2 separate regions of the Homo sapiens genome follow, and region 2 is linked to region 1. The links are chromatin loops, found by intact Hi-C in ENCODE. Cell type or tissue: endothelial cell of umbilical vein. All regions are shown on one strand. Each heading gives the region's core, and the rest is flanking DNA. Links, peaks and the distances in the headings are about the cores only. Region 1 has its middle 320 kb from the start of LINC02789. Region 2 overlaps LINC02789 (long intergenic non-protein coding RNA 2789).

Region 1 (2,810 bases), core at 61-2,560:
AAATTAGGAGTAGACATCTGCAAAATGGCAGAATAGGAGGTAACCCTCTCACATCCCCAAACAACAACAAAACTTTTGCACTTATCCACAGACAAAGGTCTCTCTGCTGGAGCCTTAGGATTCAGATTGGAAGTTGTGAAATCTTAGTGGAGCCCAAGATCTAAAAGTGTCATTTTGAGAATGCAGACTGACACCCAGTTGGCTGATCTACCAATTACGCTCCTTGGTTCAAGTCTGAAAACAGCCTCATTTCCCAAAGGGCTTGGCTACAGCCCCATATGGCCTTCAGCATGCAACAAAACCATCAGCCAAGCTGTCCAGGAGAAACTGCACACACTAGTACCTTGTGGAGAGGCTTATCTGTCCACTGACATCAGGGTCAGCAGTGAATGTGAAAGTTCCCCTGTAGCTTGACCCCAACCCCCTCAGCTGAGGTCCCAGCTCAGAACTGCTAATATAAGGACCTAGAGGGAAATATGACCATATCTCTCAGCTCAAGAGTCTGAGCCTCCATGATGGGCTTGCCAACATCTGTCCCATAACAGATCTTGAGCATGCCTTGTCTTAGTTCCAGTCCTTCCTGCTGCAGTGGGGAAACAATCCTATCTGTGCACAAGCATGCTGGAAAATTCATACCCACACCCATCTAAGCCAACAATATTGGCTCACCACTGTCATCTCACAGAATATCCCAAGGAAGCCCAGTCTCAGCTTTGGCCCTCCCACAGCAGTTGGATAACTGTACCATCTGTTTAAGAACCTGCTGGGAGAAACATGCGCCTCTGAGCCAATGAAACTGGGCTCTCCAACCTCCATCCCACAGCAGATTTTGAGGTGGCCTAGTCTCAATTCTGGCTCCACTTATGCTAGTTGAGAAACGACCCCTCCTGTATAGAAATTTACTGGGAAACACACGCTTGTCTGAGTCAATGAGACAGGCTTGCCAGCAGCCATCACATAGCAGGTCTTGAGGGGTCCTAGTCTCAGCTTTGGACCCTCCTGTTACAGTCAAGGAAATACCCCTACTTGTGCAGGGTCCTGCTGGGAGACAAATACCCATTTGAACCAACAAGATGGGCTCACCAGCCTCCATCCCACACAAGATCCTGAGGGGGTGCAGTCTCAACTCCATCCCCTCTGCTGCAGTCAGGGATCTATCACCTGCATAGGGCCTGCTGGGAGGCACATGTGTCTGGGCCAACAGGACACTCTTCTGGGGGCAGCTCCATGACCAGCTTTTCCACACAGCCCCAGTACGCTCTTTGGGTCTTCCCTAGGTACATTCAGGCCAGAGAGCCACATCAACCTTGGAGCTCTCACAAGACTCACAGCAAGCCTGGGATTAGAGCACCCTCTAGTGCTAAGACAACTGCAGTTATCACATGCTCAGAAAACACAGTTATTACAGGCTCAGAGATCTGCTTGGAATCTCTGGAAAGCCTCTGAATAAGGACTGATATAAACAAAGCCAGACTGTAAAGAATGGAATAAATACCTAATCCTTCAATGTGCAGACATTCTCACATGTCTGCAAACATCAGAAATATCCAGGGACTATGACCTCACCAAATGAAAAAAATAAAGCACCAGTGACTAATCCAAAGTGATAGAGATCTCTCAAATAAAATAGCTGTTTTAAGGAAGCTCAATGAACTTCAGTAAAACTCAAAGAAACAATTCATGAATTTTTCAGATAAAATTAACAAAGAGATTGAAATAAAACAAAAACAGAAATTGTGGAGTTGAAATACATAATGGATGAAATGAAATGAAAAGTACAATAGAGAGCATCAACAGCAGACAAAAGAATCAATGAGCTTGAAGTCAGGCTATTTGAAAATACATAGAGAAGAAAAGAGAATAAAAAGTAATAAAGAAGGTTTATGGGATCCATGAGACAACATTAGAAGAGCATATAGTCAGGAAGAGAAAGCTGGAAAAGTAAAGGTGTAAAAAGCTAAATCAAAGAATTAATACCAGATAACTTTCCAAACCTAGATAAATCTATAGATATTCAGGTATAAAAAGGTCAATGGTCACCAATTAGATTGAACCCTGTATTAGCTCATTCTCACACTGCTATGAAGAAGTATCCAAGACTGAGTAATTTATAAAGAAAAGAGGTTTAATTGACTCACAGTTCCACATAGCTGCGGAGGCCTCAGGAAACTTGCAATCATGGCAGAAGGCACCTCTTCACAGGGTGGCAGGAGAGACAATGAGTGCAAGAGTATTAATAAACTTAATAGATACATTTAACATTTAATGGTAACTGCCATAAGCTTGTTTAGGAGCAAACTTTCTAAACTACTAGAGAAAATAGCTGTTACTGTAACGCAGGTGTGGAGTGGTTATATTAGTCTGTTCTCACACTTCTATAAAGAACTGCCCGAGACTGGGTAATTTATAAGGAAAAGTTTAATTGACTCACACTTCTGCATGGCTGGGGAGGCCTCAGGAAACAATCATGGCAGAAGGGGAAGCAAGCGTATCTTACATGGTGACAGGCAAGAGAGAGTGCATGAAGGAGGAACTGTCAAACACTTATAAAACCATCAGATCTTGTGAAACTCACTCACTATCACAAAAACAACATGGCGGAAATTGTTCCCATGATCCACCTACCTCCCACCACGTTCTTCCCTTAACACCTGAGGATTATGGGGATTAAAATTCAAAATGAGATTTGAATCATGGCACACGTTGCTATACCAAAACACTTTAACAAGAAAGAGCACCATAGATTTATTTAATCAAAGTTTTACATGACATGAGAGCATTCAGACTTGAAGACCCAGAGACCTAAAGTA
Region 2 (2,810 bases), core at 226-2,725, 190 kb before region 1:
ATGGAAATCTGAGTCTCCTTTTTTCCTTGAAATCTCTGCAGAAGTAGTTGAAACTACAAAAAAAAACAAAAAAAAAAAAACTGTATTTTCTGAAGTTCAGCTATCTATGTTGTTCCTGTGCCCCATTACCACAGGTAAATGAGATGACTACATTGAATTTTAAGTTTGCTAAAAGCCATCACATTCAGTACATGCTGTGAGTCCCACCCTTCAAGTTATTAAGACACTGTACATATCCTCCATAAAAGAGAGAAACATCTTTATTGGCTAAAGAGTTTAGTTTTGAACATTCTTCATAAAATGTATCTATACAAAAACAGATATTCTGCTAAAGCACAGCTACTGGTAATAGAGAACCAAATATGTTTGGGATCCAAAGATGATCCTCAAATGCACCATACAAAAAAAAAAATTGCCATTAGAAACCAAGAAATTGGGTTTCAGTCTATCAGTCGTTAATGGTATTATATAAGTTAGCTTAATTTTTAAACATTTGTTTTAAAAGCCCAAGGTCAGACCCATTTTAGAGATGCTCATGGATTTCTGAAAATAAGGTCTAAAGCATCAAGATGGTACCAGAATAGCCTTGTAGGATGGGCTCCGTCCCTCCTAAGTTTACGTGGTTACCTTGCTGTCTGGAACCTGGTAGAGGGCAGGCCCAGGTGGCCAGTAGACATTAGCCACCCCACACCCCTTCTTTCTCCCTTCTTCACTCATCTAATGTTTGTCGGGCACCTTTATTTCTGGTGACTCCTAGTAAAAAGTTTTGCACAAAGAGTATCTGTGTGGTAATTTCTGTGCTGTTCTAAGTTTTCTTAGCAGAAAAGTTTCATAGCACTAATAGGTTCTTTTTAGCCTTTTATTGTTTTGAGATCTGGTTACCAAGTGGCTTTGGCAGCAAGAAATGCCTGCAATCCTAGCTCTCAAGTGGAACATTTGAAGTCGAGGTTAAAAGTTCTCAAATAGCATTGCCGATTGCTTAACCATATTCAAATACCTTGTCTAAGTTCAGATGACTTTGTTTGCCAAGCAATTTTTATAAATTAGTATTGCTTATCTCAGTACAAAGTTGTGACACGAACAGTGCTATTTCTTCTATTGTTTTATACCTCTTAGTTTTGATTCTCTAACAGGATTGTAAATGTCAAATGTCTGTGTCATCACAGGCCATGTCTTCTTCTTAGGATGATGTGAGGCACATAGTAGGCTCTCAATAAATGCATTTATTGATAGAATATGTTTCTAACATTTTAATCTCACTTACTAGTCCCGCTTACTTGTTTCTGCTCTTAATTGTACAACTAAATCTACATTTACATTGAAAATTCTTTGAAATATATTCCATATTTTTTTCTTTGGCAAAGTGATCACTTTAGTGGTAGACTTCAAAGTAGAATAATGAAGTACAGTACATATCTTCTAATCTAGTCATGCAATTATAGCATTTCTTACAGTATTAACACTCTATCACTAGAAAATCCTCAGGCAATAATGACTAATAAGGAAAGCATTTCCTGGCAACTAATGACCGGCATGGGGGCGCTTGCTCTTGACCCAAAGCCAGCAGCCCTCAGCCCAGCTGGCTACTGCCTAAACCGGACATGCCAGGCCTCCCTCTGAGGTTACTGTGTATTTATTTATAAACTGTTAGTATAGTGACAAGAAATTTAAAATGAGACAATGTTTAGGTGCTGTTCAGAGGAAAGTACCTGTGGGTAGATCATGATACTTTTTTAGTTGTAATTACATGACTCAGATTATTCTTCCTCTCTGTGGGTGACATAATATATATTCAACATTTAGGACTTAAACATTAAATAAAATCTGCTTTTGGAAGCACAGAGAAGGTATAGAGGTGATAACAATAATATAGCTAGCACTTATTGAGCCTTTATAAGATGCCAAGTTCTATGATAAGCACTTTACATGCATTAATTGATTTAATCTTCATAATGAATCTGCAAGGTAAGTAAGAAGAAACAGAGGCACAAATAGGAGAAAATAACATGCCCCAAATCCATAAGTAGTAAGCAGTAGAGCCTGGATTTAAGGCAAGGCCTCCAACTTGATGCCAACTGCTATTCTGTGTTATTACAGTTCCAATAGCAAAACAAAGCAAAAACATTTAAGCCATTATTAACAAATTGTAAAATACCAGAAGTCTTGTATGTACTACTCTATATTGTTTCTCTATAAGATGGCCTCAAATTTTTTCGATAGAAAAATATTTGGAAGTTACGAAGTGTTCTTCAGTTAACTTAGATAACATCCAACAAATAAGACAAAATAAATGTTTAAAAAAAATAAAAAGTACATTGTCAGTGAGACTATTATCAGAGTCCATGAAAATGTTGAAATATATTTTCATCTTATGATAATAATATTGCAAGAAACTTACAGTTAAAATTTTGTAAGTACCTGTATGAGTAAAGAGGAATGAGAATGCACAGAGAGAAAGTTTTTCTTTCCAGAAATATTTCCCTTACAGTCTGGAAACTTCCTTCACCTTTTTTTCTTACCACAACACTGTCCACTAATTGGCAATTTACTTTAGTTAACAAATTTCCATTTTTGAAACACAAGTGCCCCTGGAGAGTCAAGATAGCCTCCTCATTAGTTACTCACATCAAGGTAAAAATTATTTCAATGAGCTTTCTCTTAATATGTAGCTTAATGTTTAGCCCTGGGGTAATTTGAGTTGCAAAAGATAGTTGGAATGGTGAGTGGAGAGCTGAGTTATTTTGAAACAGGAGAATATGAGTCGTAAGAGCTATTGTAAGACCCCACCACAGGGAAGCCTCAAGCAAGAA

The links. A loop is a pair of places that touch in the nucleus more often than their neighbours do. Peaks named below come from ENCODE experiments on the same cell type or tissue, not always from the same donor. Only the 100,000 strongest peaks of a DNase experiment are listed, where the experiment ranks them.
Region 2: a loop joins it to region 1, with 7 times the contacts of the local background. A loop is called at or near these places in 2 of 110 quality-filtered maps.

The regions. Positions count from the first base shown.
Region 1 is chr1:199,462,369-199,465,178 of GRCh38, forward strand. No RefSeq gene overlaps it. Among named protein-coding and RNA genes, the nearest start is that of LINC02789, 320 kb to the left of the region's middle. In endothelial cell of umbilical vein, for the core only: a CTCF peak has its summit at 1,344 (motif pointing left); a DNase peak (open chromatin) is centred at 1,353.
Region 2 is chr1:199,271,287-199,274,096 of GRCh38, forward strand. All of the region lies in intron 3 of LINC02789 (long intergenic non-protein coding RNA 2789), which reads left to right. Among named protein-coding and RNA genes, the nearest start is that of LINC02789, 120 kb to the left of the region's middle. RefSeq lists an enhancer at 989-2,188. In endothelial cell of umbilical vein, for the core only: no CTCF peak of the experiment used is centred there; a DNase peak (open chromatin) is centred at 1,555; H3K27ac peaks cover 2,245 bases.